2 separate regions of the Mus musculus genome follow, and region 2 is linked to region 1. A link is a loop called in an ENCODE intact Hi-C map of the cell type or tissue named here. Cell type or tissue: left cerebral cortex. All regions are shown on one strand. Each heading gives the region's core, and the rest is flanking DNA. Links, peaks and the distances in the headings are about the cores only. Region 1 overlaps Itpr1 (inositol 1,4,5-trisphosphate receptor 1). Region 2 overlaps Sumf1 (sulfatase modifying factor 1).

Evidence for each region. Hi-C counts contacts between places; a loop is a spot of excess contacts. Peaks named below come from ENCODE experiments on the same cell type or tissue, not always from the same donor. Only the 100,000 strongest peaks of a DNase experiment are listed, where the experiment ranks them.
Region 2: it touches region 1 in a loop (2.0-fold over the local background); 2 of 42 quality-filtered maps call a loop at or near these places.

Annotation. Positions count from the first base shown.
Region 1 is chr6:108,315,851-108,328,192 of GRCm38, reverse strand. The region is part of intron 4 of Itpr1 (inositol 1,4,5-trisphosphate receptor 1); the gene reads right to left. Among named protein-coding and RNA genes, the nearest start is that of Itpr1, 110 kb to the right of the region's middle. In left cerebral cortex, for the core only: no CTCF peak of the experiment used is centred there; DNase peaks (open chromatin) are centred at 3,450, 6,336, 6,950 and 9,740; H3K27ac peaks cover 5,130 bases.
Region 2 is chr6:108,127,506-108,139,847 of GRCm38, reverse strand. All of the region lies in intron 7 of Sumf1 (sulfatase modifying factor 1), which reads left to right. Among named protein-coding and RNA genes, the nearest start is that of Sumf1, 52 kb to the left of the region's middle. In left cerebral cortex, for the core only: a CTCF peak has its summit at 7,373; DNase peaks (open chromatin) are centred at 7,161, 7,308, 8,500 and 8,907; H3K27ac peaks cover 2,223 bases.

The sequences.
Region 1 (12,342 bases), core at 2,423-10,422:
GCTTGGAGAGATCAGATGCGTTTTAGGGAAAGAGTAATTTTCGGTATATTCAAGCATGGGAATGAAATGAGTAGGTAAAATTTAATCAGTGATACATTTAACGTCTGTACATATATATGTGTACATAGATGGACGTATATATACATACATGTATTTAAAAAGACCTCAAACAATGAATTTCTTTTTATGGTTCCATGAAAAGGAAGATCTTGCTGATAAGGAAAAGGAAGAAGAAAAACAAAATTTCCCTTCAAGAAAAAGGTCAAAAGTGTCTGATTTCTATCACTAGAAAAATATGCTTTGTTTGGTCAGGGTTCAGGGTTGGGAGTGGGAAGGGGAGGGGAAAGCGAGAGAGATGACATCACCAACTTCCCCTATGGCTTCAGTCTTCTGTGTCACCAACACAGACTCACTCAGGCAATGCAGTTTTTCAGGCCTGATCCCTTTTGGCCCAGGGGGCCTGCAACAGAGCACAGGACGGCTTTCCTGGGTTGCCGATTCTACCCCAACAGCTGGAATTGGAAGCAACTTGAAAATGTCCTCTCAAACCAAATAACACAATGTCTGGAAATGACATCACGTTAATCAAGTCCATGAAGCAAGGTGCTGGCTCGTCACTGCTGAAGGTCGGCGCTGCACGTCCGACCGTTCTCCAGTCTCCAGGTTTTACTCTTTGTTCAATAGAAAGTCTTAAAAACCACCTTTGAAATTTATTTTCAAGCTTACACTTTTTAACCAAACCCAAAGAATTCACTTGGTTCAAGGAGGTTTTGGCTTGTTTGTTTGTTTTGTTTTGAAGCTGTAATTCAACATAAAGGGAATGAGAGAAGGTTGTGGGGGGAAAAAAAGGAATGCTGGATGGATCTATCCAATAAAAAGAATCTAACACATGGACACATGGAGAGTCGGGGGTAGAGCGAGAAAAGTCACATTTGTGACACAAACAACACTGTAGGCTTTGGGGTGAAAACTCTTGCTATATTGAACTCATTTCACCTCTCAGAGTCAAAAGCAAAGAGATCTCACTGCACCAGGCCTGGTGTTTCAAAACCTGCAGCCTTAGCCACGCCAGCTTATAGCCACCAAAGGGCTTTGGAAGGCTTAAGGCAGCCTGGCATGAAAGGAGTTACATAAGTTACCAGGCTGGTCCTTCCCAGAGTCTCCTGGAAAAGTACACTTTTTTTTCACTACACAAAAGGAAAGTAGGCTGTTTCTGCCCCACGATGTGATGTGCCTTTCACTTAAAGTCAGTAAAACCTGGTTGCAGGCACCATGGGAAGCCTGAAGAGTGTCTGCATCACGGGGACACGGGGACACAAAAGCAAGCCGAGATGCGAAAGCCATCTAGCGAAGCCCTCGGCGGAGCTTGGCAGGTACAGGCCGCTGGCAGGGAAGGAAGATCACTGTGTACACAAAGAAAGAAGCCAGAGGAGTCAGTTGCTCGGGAGCCAGGCCCGTAGCCCCACAGATGATTTCCTCATCTGTGCAGTGGGTACGGACTGGAAATAGAAAAGGAACCAACAGCCGAGCAGAGCTGCCGCAGACGGCTTTGCCTCAGTTCTCCACAGGAAGAGAACAAGGATGCCTGCCCATGTATACTTTGCTATCCCTTTCTTTCCTGCTTGCTACTTAGAGAGACGATGAGAACCTAACCTGGACCACCCCAGGACTGTGCTCCACCCAGCACTCCGAGACAGCTCCTGTCAGGTGGGTGTGGGGCCATGCCCTCACCATTCAGAAAAGATCATTTTTAATCAGCACTCAAACTCATCAGCCTCACTGAGATATTTAAAGACAAACAGATCACTGGACTTTGTTCATTATCTATTTCGTCATTCTTTCTTCCCATCTCACTGTTTTCTTCTCCCAAGCAACCCCTTCCTAATTTCGTGTCACGTGGACAGATAGATTGAAATACGGATCCTACACATAAAGAAAACATGATTTTGCTTATCGCACCAACCTGCAGATAGACCCACCCCTTTTCCTGCGACGTACTGCACTCTCACTAGTATGTGCACCGCTCTTTCTCTATCTGTTCATCTAGGGTTGAGCCTCTATGCTGGTTCCGTATCTGATCCACTGTAACCAGCACATCACAATCCATGTCCCCAAGCATCTTGGTGGCGTGCTGGCTTAGATCCCTTTAGGTATGCACCCAGGAGTGGAAGAGCTGAATCACCGGGTAGTCCTATTTTTAGCTCTTGAAGGAACCTCTAGACTGATTTCCATAGCGATTGCTGCAGAAGTTACATTCCCACCAGTTGTAAATAAGGGCTCCTTTCCCCCACATCCTCACCAACATTTGTCATTTGCTTTCTTGATCGACATTCTGACCAGGGTGAGGTGGAATCCAAATCTAGTTTAAATGTAGTTTTCCCTTCTGGCTATGAAGGTTGAACTTTTTGATGTACAGCTGTTAACTCTTCATGTCTTCCTTCGATGCCTGTTCAATTCATTTGCCCATTTATTGACTGAATGATGATTTTTCAAGGACTTAAACTTTTTACTTTGTTATATATTCTAGGTATTGATCTCCAACTGTACGTGTCACGTGCATAGCTCGCAAAGATTTTCTCGCAGCCTGTACGCTCGTCTCTTGACTCTATCACTTCTTCTACTGTGCCAAAGCTGTCTAATTCCATGCAATCCCATTTGTCAATACTTGGGATAATCTCCCGAACTACTGGAGTCACTTCGAGAAATGTCTTGCCTCTACTTATAACTTCAAGTGTTCCCCTCTGACGGTTTTAGAGTTTCTGATGTTATATTAAGGTTGTTGGTTCATTTTGAACTGAAGGGTGAGAGACAGGGACCTAGTTTCATTTTCCTACATGTAGATATGCAGTTTGCACAGTACCACATTTGATATTTGCACGTATTTATACCTACCCTCAGTGAACCTAACCCTAACTCTATGCCTAGCTAAACAGAAACTATTACATTGGGGCTCACTTTACAGACATCCAGTGTCTGCCCTGAAGATGAAAACTGTTTTCTTACTTTCTTTCATGACCTATGCTTCATGTGCTTACACATTATTTTTAGCCTAGCAAACACAGCCCACTACTAAAGCACTTTTCAAAAATTCAAAATATCTGCCAAGAAGAATGACTGTCAAAATTCTCCTACCACAAAGGTTTAGTACAGTCCTGCCTCAGATGTTGGGGCCTAATCACAAAGTCTCAAGAAGATGCTACAAATGATTCTAACATACAAATGGTGTGCTTTGAAGAACAGAGTTGCTCAATGCTATATGTATTTTGGGCACCATTAATAATCCCTTAGAGGTGAGGACTGCTTTGTACTAAAGGACGCTGCCAGGCTTTAGAGATGGTTATCTCCCAAAGAATCACAATGTAGAATCTTGGCTCCTAGTGCAAAGGTTGTGGTGAGGTCATGGGGCTTATGATAGTTAATCCTTACTGTCAAGTGGATTCAGAATCACCATGGAAACACGCCCCTGGATGTGCCTATGAGGGTGTTTCCAGAAATGCTTAATTGTGGAGGGAAAAGACCTACCCTAGATGTGGGTGGCACCATCCTACAGGTTGAGATTCAAAACAGAGGAAATGAGCTAAGAGCAGCACGCATCTGTCTACTCCCTGGTTCTGTTCTGACGTCTTTTTATCCTGATGGCACGCCTATAGCAACATGATGGACTGCAACCGTAAGTCATGGGCCAAAACAAACCTTTCTTTCTGGAAGTTCCTTTGTCAGGGATTTTGTTAGAGCAGTGAGAAACGGAGCTAATCTAGGGCTCCAGTCTCCATTCACCAAACAGTTGAATGTTATCTTTTAGGAGTGAATCAAATCTGGTAGATTCAATTAGTTCACTCAAGGAAGGCTGTTACAGAGGGAGGCTGGCTCTTCTCCAGTCTCCTGCTCTCTTGCCCTTCCAAGTGCCAGTTCTGCAGAGGATATTAAGCCCTTACAAACACTAGAATCATGAGCCAAATAAACCTTCTATCTCCTGAGCTAGCCAATCTCAGGCATTTTGATACAGCAATCTAGAAGAGGTGCTAAGCAAGCATCATCCTTGGGCTTTCAACCATAGTTGTCAATTGCACTCCACTCCTGCAGGAGTTGGCCAAATGTCCTCCGGGGGATGAAATCACTTCCCATGAGAATTGTAAAATTAAGCTTTCCTCCCCACTTTTTCTACAAACCAATGTCCTCCAGCTATAAAGGAGAAGGTGACTGATGAAGACAAGACTCGGGCATAGGGTATGTTAGAACCTTTAGAATGATGTCTCAGAAGCATCATGCCATCCAACATAATGAATGTAATTCACTTTCTAAAATTACTTCCCCCGTCTAAAACCCCATAGGGATGTGTTAGTCACTGGGGCAGCCTTCAAAGCAATGCAGTTCGTTGGCCCATCATTTGGGAAGTTGCATCATGAAGAATGCTTTCCATCCAGCTCTCCATGGTGGTTGCCATTGGGAGCAACTCTTAAGATTTTATACCACATGTCCTACCATATAGTAGATGGTACCAGGGTAGATGGATGGGCCTAGGAACCTTCATTTCTCATAAATTCTCCAGGTGACTCTGATTCAAGAGGCCGCAACATATTGAGAAACACACAATGTAAAGGTTGGCTGAGTTTTCAAAATACAGCACTTCTCAGATTGCACCATGCAGCCAGCTTGCCTGGAGATCTTGATAAAATATGATCTTTGATGTAGGCTCAGGAGAGTCCAGGCACCTATATTCCGAAAAAGATCCTGGTCTAAGACTCACTAAAGAACAGAACTGCCACAGACTTGAGTCACTAAGTCACTGCCAGCAATCAGGGTGGATCTCCCAGTCTAAGGACATCTTAAACAGTTTGTCAGTGCAAATGAGCAGATGCTTTGAAAACTACTATTACCCGCTGTAGAAAGAACTTCAGCCACATGTGTCAGCCCTTCATTTGGCCCATCTGTCTCTCCTGTTCCATTTCTTTAAAATGTACCCCCTCCATGAATACACCACTCTGGCCCTCTCCATGTCATTACAATTCTCAAGTATGTGCCATGTATCACCCTTCTGGGCCTTTACCAAGTAGGCTCTCTCTCTTGTAGAAACTGTATTCCACAACACCTTACCCACATCAGTACCACTACATGCCAAGGACTATCTTCACTCATCAATAACAGTCTGAACTCACCTCAAAGTCAAGTTCTCCAGGTTCTAAAGAAGCCTCTCCTGTCCTACATCCTACCCTGGAGAGCTTTTGTACTCTAGAACTGCCTTATAACTAGAATATATGTATGGGTATGTTAGATGTTAAAAACATATATGATACAATCAGAAAACACCTTTGACTTTCATCGTCCACTGTTGTTTTAAACTTCACCATGCCTCTGGTGAGAGGAAGAGTTGCTAAAGAGACAACTCAAGACATGAACAGTCTCTGGTCCCATGAGCAATTAAAGCTCCCAGTACTGTCTCAAGCTAAGACTCTACTACCTGCCTCCCTGGCTCTCTCCTGTCTTATATTTCCCTCCATTATCCTGAGGGCATTCCCGTGTTCCATCCTCTCTGGTTCCATCTGTATCGTAGAGCAAACTGAGCCACAGGAACACCTTTCACCCTTCTGGCCCCAAGGGCAGGAAATTAAAATATAAAGGCTAACTTCTTCATTCACGGACACACTTTTCCTAGATTTTTATTCAGAAAGAGTTGAAAAGTTATAGGAAGCTTACAAGGTAAACAGCATTAAACCTAGCACCAGCCTTTCAACATTTCACTCTTAGTGCATACGCATATGCATGTGTGTTGGGTTATGGTGGTAGAGCATTTGCTTATCACGAGTAAGACCCTAGCTTTGCTCTCTCACATACAGAGATATATGCACATATACAGATATGTACATAGTAATCTCATGTGTACATGAAATTATTTCCAGAATCTCACATCATGAGATTGAGTTGTATACATCATGCAAGATTTAATGTAAGATATATGTATTCCTGGACAGCTATCAGTTCCACCAAATTTAATGTTAATGGTGTTATGTTTATGTTACTTATGGTTCACATTCCCGTTTTGTCATTTAACTCAATGTTTTCCCAGCACTCTCTCTGACCTCCAGTTCAGGATCCAACTGAAGATCAGTACTGTACTTAGATACTATCTTTCAACAGCTATTTTTTGTCCAGACTAGGAAAAAAATAAAAAGAAAGAAAGAAAACATGTTTGTTCCTCCTTTGGGTTTATCTGATGTTTCCTTATGGTGAGATTCCAGCTGGAATACTACATACAGGATTTGGTTTCCTTCGCAGGGCCGCCCATCTGAAGACTCCCAGTGGCCATCTGTTCTCACTGGCACTTCCACAGGCATCTTGGTGATCAGGCTGACATTGCTAGAGGTCCCTCCCCTGCATTCCCATATCTGAAGCACAGCATCTGTTCCTTAGGAGCCTGAGCCTTCCTCCCATAGGCTCCACCTCCTGTGGTGCTTTCTTCACAGCTATAGGATTCCTAGACCAGTTCCCTCACTTGTACCCATTCCTGGAGAAATCAGGAGGCCCTTACTTAGTCAAACTGCTGCCAACATAGAAGAGAAAGGCTTCTTTATTCCACTTGTCATGACAGCTAGACAGCCCTTGTCAAACCCTAGACATCTGCTTTCATGGTCAGATCCCTCGACTGCCAGGGGTTCACATCGAAAATGTCAGCATCAGATAGCCCAGGCAAGATGCTCAGCCACTCAAGGTCAACTTCAGTTACATAACAAGTCAGAGGCCAGCACAGCTATGTAGCACTCCATCTCAAAAGAAAACAAGAAAATTGCATATGCCTTTATGCTCCCAAATGAAGAAAACATAGAAGCAGCTCTCTGAGAAACCCACTTGTGGCTTTTTTTCTGCCAGTGCTTCAGCTAAGCCTCTGACCTCCATTCTGTCTTCTTGACCTCTTTCCTGCCTTCATAACTCTATAAACCCCAAAGCACAAACCCTGGGTTCATTTCATTCCAAACAGCCTCCTTGCCAGCACATATGCCTGCAATGTATTTGCCTCCCACAGGAAACATATATTCAGACACAATCAAAAACTCATTCTCAGAGCAGACTTCATCTTATTTCCTTCCCCCACATACTCTCTTTTCACTTTCTTGTCTTTTAGACAAAAGTAGATATTTTATTATTTTATGTAATGTGTCTCTGATGTTCTACTTGCATGTGTTACGACCAGTAAGCTTAAACATCTTACACATAGCCACTTTTACTAAGATTTCATTCAAACCTAACAAAATACACAATATAGTTTAGCAGTTTTGAGACAATTCAGAGTTTATATGATCACTACTACAACACAAATATAGAGTATTTGTATTATTACCCTAGGGGCAAAAACAAAACAAAACCCATGTCCATTAGTAGGCACTACCCATTCTCCCATGCTTTGAGGCCTGATAACTAGCAATCTACTTTCTAAAAGTGTATGGATTCTGAACACGTCACATAAACAGAGACTTTGCAGCCTTTTGCAACAAGGTTCATTCAATCATTATTACATGTGTAAGGTCCATGCACAATGAAGCATAGATCAGCATTTCTTTCCTCTTTATGCATGAAAAATATTTCATTGTGTTTGTTTCTCCATTTATCAATCAACAAACCTCTCTGCTATCTCCATACTTTACTTATCATTCATAAAGCCACTATGAATATCCATTCTTTTGGTTAGATGCCTTGAAGTGTGTCTGCTCGGTCATATGGCTTGGCTATGTCTGACCTTTTGCCTATGTGTTTTACAAAGTCACTGCACAATTTTAAACACTCTAACCGTGCCATATGATGATTACGATTTCTACAAGGTCTTGCCAGTATTTCTTTGTTTTTCTGCCATAGCTTCTTTTGTTTTGCTTTAGATAGTGTTTAAGTGGCCAATGATGGCCTCTACCTCCCTAAGACAAAAGACTATAGACATGTAGTAGCATCATGTCCAGTTCTGTACTGAGGAATGAACCTCAGGCCTTGTGCATACTACACAAACATTCTGATGCTGAACTGTATCCCCAGCCTATAGCAACATTCTTTATGGTCCATCTTCTTTACAGCAACTGACTTCCAATTATGGTTAAGATCTGCATCTTCCTAATGAGTTAACGATTCAGAACATCTTTCAAAATTTCTAGTAATTGTGGAATTGCTTTGGACAACTGTGTTTTCAAATTGGTTTACTTCTATTTCAACTGTTAGGATGTGATCATTCTCTATGTATTCTGAATGCTAGTTCCCAATCAAAACCTCATTAATAAATATTTCCTCCCTTAGTTGTGTTTTGAGTTTAAAAGATGCTCAGTTTTTCTGTACTTACTTTTTCTTTCTTCTTCTTTTTTTTTTTTTTGTTTTGTTTTGTTTTGTTACTACCTGCCCAAAACCATGAAGAATTAAAGCTGTATTTTGTTTTCAATAGGAGTCTCATAGTTTTATGTTTTAAACATTTGGTCCATTTTTGTATTAAACAATTGCTATTTTGTATTAACCAATTGTTGCTAAACCAACAGAATTCATAACTATAGTGTGAATTTTTATACCCACGTGTGAGTATAGTTCTCCACCCCAGTCAAGTAAACTTCTCTTTGCAACAGACGGGTACCACTACTACAACCAATGACAAAGCACAGTCATGGAGCCCAGTACCACATGACACATCTACAGCCCAGCTTCTGCACCTAAGGCTCAGGGGTAGCTGCAGAGGAGGGGCTGAGGAAACAGAAAGCTTTCTGTGAGATTGTGTCCCCTGAGAATATCAGAGAAGTTGCAATCCTGACATCTCACCACCATGGCTACCTAAAGAAGACCGGAGCAAGGATGAGGCCAATAGACATGAGGGCATAGACATGATGTAGAAGGAGGGAATTTCACTTGGCTCCAACCCTAGATAAAGACTGACCAGCCAATAAGGAATGCTGAGAGCCAGAGAAATAGTCTTCTATATTCCCACATCTGTAGAAATCCCATTGTCTTGGTAGCACTTGCAGGAAAAAAAAAATCTCCAATGTAACTCATCATTTTGGAATCTGCTAAAAATCAGCTGGCCACAGATTACAGGTTTCCTTCCCCTTAACTCCTAGAACACATGATTCGAATCAACCCAACCCACTCTACACCCAATATCACCAATAAAGGAAAAAGTAGTATCTCAATTATCAACTTAAAAAATAAATTCTAGGTGTGAGGCAGGCAGCTCAGACATGTACTTTTGAGCACCAGAGGGAGAAAATGCTAAAAACTCACCAGGCAAGTCTAAAAATATAATCACAGAGATTTGGGGGGAAAATCATATAATTTCTCTAAAATTAGGCAAACATAGCACCTAATAATAGAAAAATGCACAAAGTGCTATTCATTATGAAGTGATATACCTGGGTATGAAAATCTAGCTTTGCAGAGACAAGAGGAGGAGGAAGAAGGGCCCTCAGCCTGCTGATACACAGGCAACAGGGCATTCCATGGCCACTTTTCTCTAAGAACTTCCCAGGCAATGAATACAATGCCATATTTGGTTAAGTACCTCTGACCAAGTTGTCTTCCAGAAGTAAAAACAAATGCTAGCACCAGGTTCATTTTGCTGAGGACCACAAAGGCGCAATGTGGTTTCATACGTTACAACACACAGCCAAGAAACTAAGTGGTGCTCATGTTGCTACCTCTCCGTTAACGAGCTGTGAAGGCAAATGATGCCCCGTGGGGCTGGTGAGTTCTTATGACACAACCCTAACATCGCTCCAAGGTCTGCATCTTCCATCGCTGACTTCATACTCTCAGTATCCCACACTTCATCTCATCCTCTCCACACCACAATTCCTCAACAGCCCACAGGCCATCATCTCATGTGGCAGATTCAAACATTCACATATAATTAAGACATGCCAGGAAAATGTTTCTAACTTTGAAACTAAAACTGAAACTGGTTTAAATCATTCTTTTAAATACCACAAAATAGGAATGTCCAAAGTGATAATGTTCTTTCTGAGCTCTAGCCTGGGCCCTTCAATGAGCCTGTCCACATTTTCCACCGAAGGCCTCTGCGATGGTTGTAAGGTTTCTTCTCAAATCATTTGAAAATTTAATTCCATTGTGATGACACTAAGAGGTGGAACTTTTAAAGGGTCCTTAGGTAATAGGACTCATGGCATCAACTCAAGAGTAGGTTCCAAATAAAAGCAATTTTCTGTTTCATGTGCACTTTCTTGCCCTTCTGTTACATTATAACACAGCACAGAGACTCTTGCCAAAAACTGGTGACGACTTCTTAGACTTCCAGAAGAGTGGGATAGAAATTGCCTTCAGAAAATTTGTAGTAAGCCATCACAGAAGTATACAACAGCCCGAGACAGTGTACTAGCCAGTGTTCTGGTACTGTAATAACTGAGATGAATGTCAAGTGATCAAAACAAAGGTTTATTTGGATGAAAAACCCATTCATCTCATAGTTACCTCATGACTGGGATTGGGGAGATCAAAACAGAGGTGAGGGTGGGAAGGAGGAAGAGGAGAAAGAAGGAGACATACCAAGGTCCCACAATCCTCTTCTACACATAACCTCAATGACTGGAAGATATCAAACTAAGCCCTACCTCTCCAAAGTTCAAACTACCTCCTTTGGTTATCAGCAAGTTGAAACATGAAGTTTTGACACATGAGTCTTTCCAGAATGTTATAGGTTCAAATTACTGCCAAGCTAGTCATCAATGGTTTTCAGAACCCAAGTTTGCTCTGATTTCTACACCATACCCTTGATGTCTAGAACAGCCCTCCTAAATTTTGGTCTTAAATGTCTCCTCTAGGCACCTGTGTTGAGGCTTTGTCTCCAGGATAATGCTACTATTTAGCGATGGACCCATACAGAAGTAGAATCTGGTGGGAGGCCTTCAGATCATTTGCCACAGAAACATAACAGGGCCCTTCCTTAGTTCCTTTCTCTTTTCTCTGTAGATCATGATATAAACCAGTTTGATAATTTACCAGCCCCCACAATTTTGGACTGCCTTACTATTGACCCAAAGGTCAACTGATCGTTGACTTTGTAAGAGTGTCTCTTTGTAAACTGATTGGCTCTGGTGTTTTGTTATAATACTGGACAGCTGCCTACCACAGGTGCCAGTTGCCTATCTTCTTTATAAACACCCAAATGTCCCCCTTCCTTGGTAATGAGAGCCAGGAATTATCTTCCCAACTTGGGAACACCCATAACACTGTCCTCCCTCTTAACAAGGGTTCTTATAAATGGCCCTGGCCCAATTTGACTACACTAGGAGTGATGTCTTCCTTGCCTACCCTTCCTCCAAGCTCCACAAAATACCTTCCACACTGTTCTGTACGCATGAGCTAATAGTTGTTTCACTTAAGGAAACATTATTTTCAGTAAAAATCTGACTGCTCTTAGACTTCAGTCTAAAACCCACACACAAGATTCTATCTGGCCTCTTCAGTGTTTTAAACAGACTCATATTAATTGCTACTATTTGGAAACTCAGTGATTTCACATTAAAAAAAAAACCCAGCTCTCCAGCTTTTCAGTAACAAGCAAAGAAGCCAAACAAACCAGTGTTTGGCAACACTCTATGGCAGCAAGCAGCTGGAAGCAAGAGGACCTCTTGAGTCTGGCCATAGAATTGCTTGCTCATTTGCTCTGTCCTCATTGCGTTTATTTACTTGCTTACTGTTCTATCGACAGTCCTAACTCAAGCTTGTTGAATATGCATTAGCCACAAAGCCCCAGTGACATATCAGCACACAGAGATAATCAGGCTGTAAGCGCCAGCATCCTTCTACTCACCCAGAGAAACAATAAAAGTCAACGTGCTTCAGTGTGAATTACAGTTGGCCCAAGGAGTGGCTTGTGTCCTGCTCTATATAATCAGCATAGAGATGCTGAAGGCTTTAATGGTAATTAGTGTACAGATGGGCAGGATGAGCAGCTGCCAAGGAATATTTCTGATCATAAGACACTGCCTAAGATTTTATAACAGGCATACAGAAGTGCACCCTAGCAAAGATGCAGACAAGCCCTAGACACTTTAGTACATCTTGATATGAGAGCCTATCTATGACCAGTTGTTCAACCCTCTGGACACAGATAAATCCTGAGTTCCAATCCAGGCCCTTATAAACAGGGGATTGACAAATCATAAATATAACTTTACAGGGATAACAAGCTACAATTTTACTCTGCTAATAAGTCTAAGTTTCGGAATCAAAGATGACAAATATTATTAGGAACTAATACTTTAAAAGACGAAAAAGAATAACTCATAGCAAGGGGGTGCCTGTTTGTATATGGACTCAGCTTTCAATTGTAATGTTAGACCCTCAGCAACAATCCCTTGGGAACTCTTT
Region 2 (12,342 bases), core at 2,976-10,975, 190 kb after region 1:
CATGGGACAGGATCTTATTCTGTAGCTCAGACTGGCCTTAAACAGAAATCCTTCAGCCTCTGCTGCAATTTTAGGAGTGTATATCATGTCTGGTCTGGGTCAGACAGCTATCTGTCCTCCTGCCGTGCTCCCAGCGAGAGTTCTAGTCTTGGAACTATCCAGAGTGATTTGTGTTTTTCTAACTCGGCAACAATGGAATGCATATTAACTCGAGTGCACCTGAGCCTCTCTCTGTGTGAGTTGGAAATAGGTGTGCACACCTGATGAGATCGCTGGCAGATCAGGCATCTTACTGTGAGGAGACCCTTTCCATTCCTCTGTCTCAAAGTATTGTTTTCTTCTTGTTGTGGTTTGCCTGTCTAGTTAGAATGCTACCTGCTCCTGTCGGCTGAGATAATGAGCTTAGCCTGTGCCAGCAAAGGGGAAGAAAATTATAATTGAGAACACTGCTTGCTTACTCTTCTCGCCCTCTTCGCTTTGGTTGGTGCAGTGCTTGGTCATCCTTACTTACAAACCTTGCTCATGCTTCCATGCTGTTATAGTCCAGACACCTTCATCCTCTCCTGCCTGCCAAGGCTTAGCTAGACATCTGTCAGCTTGCTTTCAACATGGGTTTTGACCATATATCGTACTGTATAGTTCCAGACAGTTGCGAAGTGTGTGTCTTTTCTCTCGCCTGTTTTGATGTCCTAGGGAATTGATCAGGGAGGCTCTAAGCTCATCCTTTCCGCCTTCTGTGGCACATGGAGTGTTTGTTGTTTGCTTGTTTTTATGGACTCCTCTCTGAACCCTTACCTCTCTGCACATGGTGGACTAAGTAAATTGGCACACACACCAACCAGTCTTCTGGTCTGAGAGCAGCATGGTAATGGGTAGTAACCGTGCTGACTTACTGCCTCTGCCCAGATACTTCTTCCGCATTGCTTGGTTGTGCTTAGGGTTCAGACTGGCTTTCCTTTGTAAGTCCTAAAGCTATGCTTGATTTAGGTTCTACTTGCTATGCTAGATGTCTCTCATCCATAAACCCCTCTGCGGCCTTCTACCACTGCACGTAGAACAAAGACCGCATGCTGCTGGCTGGCTGTCCCTCTCTGTCTGTACGATGCCTTCATAGGCATGTTCATTCATCAAGCATATACTTAGTGCCTAGTCTATACTAGAACCAGGAAGTTGCTTTGGAATTTTTACCTGCTAGAAGACCTTTGGTCATGTGTCCTTTGTGAGGATCTTCTGAGGTATGAGAGTTCAAAGTGGAAAAAGTGTGGTTGTTTCTAGCGGTTGACAGCTAATGTGACTACAAATATGCTTAATGAGTGCCAAGGACAATGCAAAGTGGTTGTACTGTTGGCTTCTCCAGACTTTCAAAAAATAATTTTCTGAATGTGGAAGGACATATGGGAGGGAGGGTTTGGAGGAATGGAAAGAAAGAGAGAAATGTTGTCATTAAATTATAATCTCAAAAATGAAATAAAAATATAATTTTAACTTTGTCCTAGTAGAAGCTGGAAGTCTTTCTGGAGGAAGTCCTTGTGGGTACCCACTGCTGTTTGCAATTCTGGGTAGAGCTTTTCCTACAGCACACAAGAACTACTGAGGCAGAGAAGTCAGTGTGGATGATGTCTACAGTTCCAGTGTCTGGCACCTTTGACGGCATTTGCAAACGTGTTCTGGGGGCGGGTGGGTGTTCTCAAGTGAAAGTGACCACCAGTTCTAGTGCTGAGATGACATTTGTTTCCATCTTCATAATAAACACTTTCTCAGAAGCCCCTGGTGCAACTTCCTGAGCAGGGAGTGGGATACTATATAGTGTCCTCCCCGCCTTCTTCGTTAGGGAATTCAGTCATGCAGGACTCACTGATAACCCTGAAAGCTGAAGACACTCCTGGCCAGCAGGAACTCCAACGCCTGGGGCAGAAAGTTGCTTTATGGAAAGGTGCTGTGTCCAGCCAAACACTCCCTGAGAGTATTTAACTCCTTGGTTTTTATTCTGCTCTCTCCTGACCTGGAAGCTTTTCAAGGTCCTGAAGGTCCCCATAGCATTTGCCTCTTAGTCTTCGTTTTTCTGGGTAAGTATCCCCTTTTATTCTATTATATCTGATATAACTTACAATTCAGGGCAATTCTGTTACTTTCTTCCGAACCACATCAGTGGCAGAATGTCCAGAGCACGTGCCAAAGCACACTGATGCTTGGAGCTTGAAGGATTTAAATTTTGGACCGTGGGAAATTTATGTATACGTTTTGCACTATCTCAAGGGTAGAATCCAAGTGTGCATATGAAATGCTTCCATATCATACATAGCTTACATAAGAGCCTGAAGGTGATTTTAAATACTATTTTGAATAAATTTGTATATGAAACAGCTTATGCAATTGAACCATCAGACTTTCAGTATACTGATATTTGAAAAAAAAAAATATCTTTTAAACCTCAGGGCAGCTCTGTGTAGAAGTGTTCAGCTTGTAGCAGCTTTCCTTTCCAGTAGAGCTGGCTGTTTGTACGTGAAGAGGACACTGAACAGAGAGCTGAAGCAAGAGCTCTGGAGCACCAGTCAGCCCACATTGGCACAGTTCTCTCTGGGTTACGGAGCTGTCCTTGCTGTGGGGGTTGACAGACACAGGGACGCAGTAGACACAGGGACACAGTAGCCAGGCCCTGTTGTCAAGAAGGTTCTTTGGAGGAAAGCCTTGGAAAATCCAGGTCCACTGTGACAAGACTTCCTGTGTGTGTGTAACGTGGAAGAACTGTTTGTTCTTCACTGTGGGAGCTGTGACGGCATCTCAAGAAGAAGCACATCAAATGATGGCAGCACATCACCCTGCTACATCAGTGGGATCCAAAGAGCAGAATGGCAGGGCCGGGCTTTTTAAGGAATTTAGAAGCAAAGTTCCCCTACCACAACCACACTCATGGTTTACAGTTCCTCTGGTCCTTGGAGCCATTGTTTTCAGTTTACCCTCATCCTGAAACACAGTACCTTAGCTCTCCCCCATGGGTGGACATACTTGTTTCCTCTCTCTCCTCTTCTGGCTTTGTATCACTACCCCATTATGGGAGAACTAGAAATGAACATAGATTTCTTTTGGTTAACTAGTTAGGGGCTTTAGAAAGTGACTCACAATTTATGTTTCTTCCTTCCATCTACTTAAAGGGCTTTTATGAGCTCTGTCTTTTATAGTGTATGACACCTGATTGGGCCAGCAATGTTGACTGAGAAGAGCAGGGTTTGCCAGTGGGTGCTTTGTTGTTCTCAGTAATGCGCTTTCTGTTGTACTCAGTAATGACTGTAGTTAAGCAATGGAATAGAGGTCAGAAGCTGTGTCTCCATTTGTAGTTTAAAATGCTACAAGGCCAGAGGTGAGTCATCTCACCCTTGTTGGGCTTACTAGTCCTTCATCTGTTGTCCTGGTTGGTTTTGTCAGCTTGACAAAAAGCTAGAATTTCCTGGAAAGAGAAACTCCAATTGAGAAATGTCTCCATCAGATTGGCTTTAGGCCAGCTGATAGGATGGAAATCTTTCTAATTGATGATTAATGTGGAAGGGCCCAGCTCCCTGGGGCTGGCAGCACCCTGGGCAGGGAGACCTGGGCTGTAAAAGAAAGCAGACTGAGTGGGCCATGGGGACAAGGCAGTGAGCAGCATTCCTCTGCTGCAGGTCTTCCCTTGAGTTTGTACCCTGACTTCCCTTGGTGATGTATATGACTTGAGAGTTATGAGTGAAACCAGCCCTTTCTTCCTCAGGTTGCTTTTGGTCACAGTGTTTTATCACAGCAGTGGAAAGCCTGACTAAGATGTCTGTAAATTGCATTAAGGATGTAGCAAGTTGTTCTCAGGGAACAGGCAAAGTGGGCAACTATTGCTTGCTTTTGACTGGGAGAGTAGAGGACCACTGAAGATGGTACAGCTGATCGTCTAGCAGTTGGCAGGATAGCTTGTAAATGATTTAAATGGAGGGCTGCATACAGGTATCACCGGGTGATGTAATAGTTTTGGGACAAGAGGATGAAATCCTTTGATTCTGCTTCCTGTTCTGTGAGAGAAAATGAACAAAAATTTCAACATCGTGTCCTTGTATTAAAAAGAAAGACTAGTGCTGCTGAGCCCCATGCCTGTAGCATAGTCAGCACTCAGCAAATGCACTCACAAATGAGAGCTAATTACCATTTCTGAGTACCCCTGAGTGGGAGTGTTTTCTTTTTGCCAGTTCTTCTCCTCAGAAACACCTTTTGTTTAATAGGCCAGATCATGGTATTTACCTGTGTTTGCTGAGCAGCGCCACTAGGCACTTGGCGTGAGCTAGGTAAACAAACATCAGCATCACAGGCCTTGGCCGGCAGATGCTGAGCCCTGACTGTGGACCTTATCATTCACACAGCATTGGGTGGATTTCTCCCTACTAATGCCTTAACCTAGACCTCGCCTAGAATCTAGACCCTAAACCCAGATACGCAGTTTTCATTTGAAAGTGTTTTACGCCTTCTTTGTCCCTTTCTGAACCTAAATAGGCTCGTGGGGACCAACAAAGATAACCAGAGCCTCTGACCCCCTTAGTTGTGCCTATAACTCTGACAGGACGGGGCATTGAATTCTGGGTAGAATTTGGGCTTAGATCTTGGGTCATTTGCTTGAGGCTGCTTTGTCTTATCTTGGTTTGGATGGTGAGTGGGCTGACAGCTTAGCACTGTACTGAGGGCCAGACTGTTTCCACCAGACTTGCCATCTCTGTGGGCCTCTTGACCATCTCTTTGTTCCTGAGACTTCAGTGGGTAGATGGTTTTTCTCAATATTTCAGTCAACCCAACATGCCACTCCGTGGCATACACTATACTCTGAAATCTAATACATGGATTTTTAAAAAATAGAATGCCTTTTAAAAATTCTTAGTCAGTTTCATACATGTGAATAATGCATCTTGACCATGTTCATTTCAAACTCCCCTCTTCCATCCCCCCTGGCCACTCCTAATCCTCATCCCATCATGTGAGCACTCCCACCAGTAACCCAGTGGGTTCAGTCGGTGTTTCCTGTTAGAATGTTGAGAGGTCTTGTTGACTTGGTCCTATGTAGGCAACTTGTGTCTACAGTGAGTCCATGAGTATGTCGCATCCAGAAGGCAGCATCTCACAGCTCTCTTCTCATCCTCTGGCTCTTACTATCTTCTGTCCTCTGTTTGCTCATGTTTCTTGAGCCATTGGTGTGGGAGACAGAGGCTGTTGGTATAGATGTCTCATTTGTGACTGAGCCTTAAATAGTAGCATAGCCTCAACACTTTGTCAGATCTGACTTTTTGTTGTACATTTGCAGGTGGAGCTCTGCTTTATTATTCTCAAGTCAACACAGATTAGCATATGTTAGATTCTGACATATATATATATATATATATATATATATATATTTATAATTTCTTATATATGATCAACTCATACTTGTGGACATTTTTTTTCCTTGAGTACTGATCAAGCCGAAGTGGAATCATTGCAGAAAGCTGCCATCTCTTTCAGCTAGAAGCAGGCCTCCATGTGAGCTTATAGATTTGTGTTCATCCTTTTGGGGTTTTGTTTGTTAAGTTTGAGATAGGATTGTTTGCAGTCCAGGCTGACCTCTGTATAACATAATGACATAATTGCTCCTTGGAATGGTTAAAGGGGAGGTTTTTGTTGTAGATATGAGAGAGAGAGAGAGAGAGAGAGAGAGAGAGAGAGAGAGAGAGAGAGAGAGAGAGAGAAACATGAATGAGAGAACAGCTAGAGGCTTCTGGGAAAGTCCAGAGCAGAAAGAGATAGAAATAAACATGGCCATGAGACCTGGCCTGGGCTCTGAGAGAAGGGAGACCAGCAGGGAGTAGAAAAAACAGAATGAGAGGAGCAGGAAGGAGGGAGAGAGAGGGAGGAAGAGGGAAGAAGGAAGAGGAGAAAGGGAGGGAGGGAGAGAGAGATAGAAAGAAAGATAGATTGATAGACAGACAGACTGAATTGCAGGGTTATAAGGAGAATGAGGAGCTCTGGGGAGGGAGTGTGAGGTAGGGGAGGAGGTTAGAAGGGCTAGATGCCAGCCTGGACATTGAAATGTGCTGCAGGTACTTGTCCTGAGGGAGCCTGTAAGCCAGCGTCTGGTCTGCTTTAATATGTTATTAGGCACCATAAATAGCCATTTGTCCCATCAGCCAGTGATAAGGCAAAGGAGTCCATTTGATAGGGAACTGATTTCACAAGTTCCTGAGGAATGCTGGCTTTTATGTAACTACCAGAAATTCTCCCAACATCCATGTTGAGCCCATTTCTGGATATTTGGACTGCCTTTTGGGGTCTGGAATTGGAACTTCATTTGGACCTAATAGCTTCTATTCCTCTATGTGGCTGAAGATGGTGAACTCGGTTTTGATTTGCTGTATATGTGTTGCTGAAGATATAACCGAAGACTTCATGCATGCTTGGGCAAGCAGTCTACCACTATACATGTACCAAGCCCTGTATTTTGGCTTAAACAAAATCATATAAAGTTGTGTAGTACTTTTATTGAGAATGAAAGTCAAAGTCAAAGTGGGTGTGCATTGTTTTGATGCAAGTTTCGTTTCCATGAATTAGAGTGCTTTCTTAAGCACAGCTGTGTAAGTGCTGTAGCACTATCCATCTATGTCCATCCATCCATCCATCCATCCATCCATCCACCCACCCACCCACCCACTCATCCATCTGTCTGTCATCTGTCTATGTGTCTGTCTGCCTATCTCTATCTCTCCTTCATTCCCTCCCCCACCTCTCTTTTTCTACACAGACACACACACACACACACACACACACGAATGTACGCACATCATATCCTTAAAATCTTTCTAACTGTGTGAAAGAAGGTCTGTGTTCTCAGAACCATTTTTCATGGTAATTCATGGAGTGGAGAGATGTGCTGACTTCACCTGGCCTTTGAGCCTCATTTGTAGTCAGGACTCAATTCCAGCTTTTTCAATCCCCAGACTTGTTCAGGTTTACTGGACTTTATTTCAAATGCACAATACAAAGGGCTACTTACTTCTTTGTAGTAATGTTGAGTCACAAGCTACATATGTTAGTCCAGGAAGTGTTAAGAATATGCAAGATGATTTAGGAGGCATGAATTGCTGTGTCATGAGCACCTCTTTCCAAAAGCAAAGGGGAGGGATAAGTTATGTCTGCAGTGTCTATGATTCTGCATAGAATCCTGGCCTTCCTGCCATCTCCAGCTCTTACTTCTGCTAGGTTACTATTAAAATTACCGATGTGGCAAATTCTTGGATTTTGTTGTTGTTGTTAACTCTGGCACCTAACTTGTTAATGAAGGATAAAGTAGCAGTGTGTCACTTCATTTCTGTATCTTCCTTGTAGTGCCTTCCCTCTGCCACACAGTGACTCATTTGTTCTTTCCCTCAAGGCTCTGAAATAAAGCCTGATGAGAAAATAGAACAGTCAAATTATCTTTTCTTCTTAATCAGGTTATACTGTGATTTTTTTTTGACGTGGTTCTGTGGACCCATTTTTAATACATGTGTACGTACATCACACGTCACTCTGGCGTGAGTTCATGGAGATAGCCCTTGATATCAAAAAAGTTCTGCATCTAAGGGTTCCATTAACTAACCTGAAAAATTGTACCCAAAACTGCCCAGACCTTTTGGTCTTATTATTTCTCAAACAATGTAGCATGATAGAGATTTGGGTAATGTCTGTGATGTCAGAAATTATATGAAATCTTGAGATGATGCCAACTACATAGCAAGATGTATATGTTATATGCCAACACTGCTCTGTTTTGCATAAAGGATGTGGATTTGAGTTCCTCAGGAGGTCCTGGGTCCAATCCTCCCCAGATACTGAGCAATGTTGGTATTTCATTTATTTAGCAACATTTATCAGAAATCTCCTCATGTTCCATTTGTGTGTAAAGTTTTGGGCGTTTGTAGACATAGCATCTTTAATTCATGCAGTGGAGATGTTTGAAAAGCAAGTGAACACACCTAAGCACTTAGGAATGCATGTTTATTTAGTCATGTGCAGGGACGCAGTATAGCGTGATGTTTGGAATAATTTAGTTTTAAAGATGGATCCCAGTGTAGCCACCCACTAGTTGAATAGACTGAGGCAGGTTTTAATGCATTTACTCAGTTTCTTTGTCTGTTAGTGAAGAAATAGTAGTCTGGGCCGAGGAGATGGCTCAGAGGGTCAGCTTGCTGTCATCAAGCCTGATAGGCTGAGTTTGATCTTTATATTGTGGATGGAAAGAAAACAGACTCTTGAAGTTTTTCCTCTGACGTCCATGTGTGCTGTCCAAATGGATAACTTAAAAATCTTATGTCTACAAAAGCACTAAGTCAGTTTGGTCTTAAACACAAGTAGCCAGAGACATCTGCAGGATGAGCTAGACAGAAGTCAGGGAAGAACTGCAAGGACCCAGACCTGGGACCACAATGCTCCGATCCTCACTCTTGGTCTTGAGGCCGCTCACTTGTTAAGCTCAAGTGCTTCCGAGAGGCCTCGGAGGTCTCTTAGACTGTGCCTTTACCACCCCAGGCTGTGTCACCGCCTTGCTCAACTATACGTGCACACACAAACACTAAGTAAGTAAGAGGAATTAGAAAAAGCAAAGAAATAGTCTTTTTTTCCAGTCTCTTGAGAGGTTTTCCTGGTACTATGAGGAAAATGTTTAGTGTAAAGCTGGTGTGTAGTAAGCATGTCATAAATGCTAATTATAACTAGTGTTTTAATGTAATCAAAGTTTAAAAGAAATATTTGTAAGCTACAAGCGTACACCTTACTCTGAAATCTAATACATGGAAGAGATTTTTTCTGGACCCTTTTAGAGATGTGGAGAAGAGCTATGCCATCTGTTAGCATGTAGTTATAAATAACACTTCTTCCCGTGGGCAGCCTCTACTTCATACCCAGTACAGGAAGTAAACACTGCATCTCATCCAGTGAGACAGTTCACAGCACTGGGCGCTTAGCACTTACGCATTTTCAGACTGTCCAAATAAAATCACAGAAATCTTTAAGTAGTTCTTTGAAAATAATGTCGAAGTTAAAATGCCATTTGGTATAAGCTAATTGTTATATTCTCCCTTAAGTTGTTGATGAAGTATCAGGCAGAGCACTGGGGTTGCATGAGAATGTGTTGAGTCCCTAGGAAAATGGAATGGTTCATCATTTCCACTTTAAGGGATGCTTAGAACCCTATCTGACCTGGCTTGCAGGACCAGGGCTTTCACAGTCTTATTCTGAGAAGTAGAAGTGATGGACTTTGGAGCAGGTTGTTAAGTCAGTGTAGCTGGTACCCTGTGATTTCCATGGTTCATTTGGGTTCAACTGGAAGTCACCTTTCTTTAAGATGTATGCATCATGGGCTGGAGAGATGGCTCAGTGGTTAGGAGCACTGACTGCTCTTCCCAAGGTCTTGAATTCAATTCCCAGCAACCACATGGTGGCTCACAACCATCTGTAATTGGATCTGATGCCCTCTTCTGGTATGTCTGAAGACAGGTACAGTGTACTCATATAAATCAGATAAATCTTTTAGAAAAGGATGTATGTATTGTTTACAATGACAGAAACTCATTTCTATACATGTTAGTGCAAATCTATTAGGATTGGGTACACCTGGATGTACAGGATCAGCCCAGCTTTCTGAGCATGAAGGAGCACCTATACCTTAGGAGACACTGTCACAGAACAGTGTACTGCTTTCGTTAGACAATGGAAAAGCAGTTGCCTTGGTACAGATATCCATGTGACTTGTTTTCTTTCAGCAATGGCTGGAAAATGCCTCTGTATTTAGGCTGACTGGTTTTTAGCACTTAGACTCTTCATATCCTTAATTTTTAAAATTACCGCTCATTTACCAGAGTTGCGTTGAAACCATTGAATGAGGCATTTAAAAGAAGATTGTAGTTGCTTTTCTGGCATCTTTGGAAGAATGGATACACGGTTTCTCTGGAGACAGTGAGAGTGTGGTATGGTAAAGGCACCGTCTAAGAGCATAGCTCCCATGGAATGGAAGTGGAGGCAGGGCCTCCGAGGCCTCTCTGAAGCACTTGAACTTAACAGATGAAGGACCTCAAGATCAAGAGTGAGGGTCAGAGCTCTGTGGTCCCAGGTTCAGGTCCTTGCAGTACTGCCCTGACTTCTGTCTAGCTCATCCTGCAGATGTCTCTGGCTACTTTGCAGTGTGTTTAAGACCAAATTGACTTTGTGCAGAAGTAAGATTTTAAAGTGATCCTTTCCATCTTTTGTTTGTTGGTTTGTTTCTGAGCTTTACTCCCCTTGTTTGCCAAATCCCAAATCACTGGCGGACAGTTACTCCACAGATATTTAAGTGTAGAGTGGTTGCCATGGAGTCAGTACATGTCTATTGACATCCCCAGTCTCAGATGTGAACGCTCATGGTGAAGTGCTGAACAGAGCAAAGCCCTTGCTGACAGGGGGCCTGCGTTATGCTACCAGAAATACAGGTAGAATGAGGTGGCAAATGCTAGTATGTCTTTTTTTTTTTTCTGTTTCTTGTAGCTGCCTCTTCTTCCTTTTCCTCTTTTTTCTCTCCTCTCCCTTTCACTTCTCCCTTTCCTTTTCCTTGCTTTTTTCTTTCTTTTTTTTTTTTTTTTTTTTTTTTTTTTTTTTTGTTTGCTGATGGGGAGGGAGTCGTATTATATATCCCCATGTGGCCATAAACTTGCTGTGTTACAGGCTGGTCCGGCACTTGAAAGCTTCCTGCCCTGTCTCTGCTGTTATTACAGACGTGGGTCATCACACCTGGATCTGATGCCGCTTCTGACATCAATGTGTATACATGTAGACATGTTTTCTCCTGGCAGGAAGCACGTGCTATTTTACTACAGCAGTTCTCCAACACCAGTGATCTTAGCTCAGGAGTTCTGATGTCCTGGTGTTAGCCGAGAGCCCAAAAATTAAGATCTTAGTCTTATAAGACGAAGTCCCCATTCCAGACACTAGCCTGAAATAGGGCAGTCAGATGACTTCCCCGGCCCCTGTGTATTCATTCATTCCCATAACCACTTTCTCTAGTTTTTCATATATAAAATGTTTGAGGCTAGCCTGGAATATAGTGAGCCTTTCTCACTCACCCCCCCCCCCCAAAAAAAAACCCAGTGGGGATGTGGGACAGGTGAAGCTAATCAGTGTCCTTTAAAATCAGTGACCCAGTCACTCATGGTTCTTCATGAGTTGTAGGCCTTTTCCTGAAAAGACTCTGGAAAGGAAGGCGTATGTGCCTCAGCTGGAACAGCTGAGTCATTTGTGGCAAAAATACGATGCTATATGAGGTAGCCCACACAGACCACCTGACGGCCTGGGCTTGAACCCTGACCCCGACCTGCCTCTGACCTTGGTAGGCTTCTCACCTTGTCTCGTCCTTAATTCTTTATTTGAAAAAAAATGGGGCAAATGACTGAGGGTCTGCACATGCCTGTGCTGGCATGATTGTTAATAGTTAATAAAGCCTTTGTTTTTTAAACATTTATTTAAACGATACATTATAAGGTTACCTTATAATAATGATAATAATTGAACTTATTACAGTGACTGGCCGTTTTACAGATGTAAGACATAAGGCAGTACTTACATATAGTGTGTATGTGATAAGTATCAGCCTCTAGGTTTACTTGCATGCTCCTTATTCTGTGAGTAGAATTAGTGTGTTTAATACCATATTTTATGCATGATCCCAGAAGCAAAAATTGTAGGTTTTTAGACAATGGAGTGCCATCCATCCTGGTGTGAGCAACTTGGATGAAGTTTCAAGGATTCTCTTCCCTTTTGACCTAGCATGAGTAGAACAAACAGAACGAAGGAAATGGCTCTTCTCCTTCACCTCAAAAGCAGGGGGCACTGCTTGAATTCGCCACTGCAGGAGTCTGTGCTTCTCTAATGAGAACCTGGGAAGCTGTTCATTTGGTTTGTGTTTCTCACATAGGCTGTGCTCCTAATTTGAACTTCCCTCTACCTTTGACCTTCCTCTGCCATCACCTTCCCCTTCCTCTTTTAATGCAATAATTAAACTTCTTTCTCTCTTGTTCTCTCTCCTCCTTTCCTCCTTCCCCCTTCCCCCTTTCCCCCTTTCCTTCTTTCTTTCCTTCTTTTCTTTTCTTTTCTTTTCTTTTCTTTTCTTTTCTTTTCTTTCCTTTCCTTTCCTTTCCTTTCCTTTCCTTTCCTTTCCTTTCTTTCTTTCTTTCTTTCTTTCTTTCTTTCTTTCTTTCTTTCTTGCCTCTGCCTCCCAAGTGCTGAGATTAAAGGCATTTACCACCATGCCCAGCTAGGGTACACTTTTCATTGATTCTTTCCTAGGGAATAAATAACATTTCA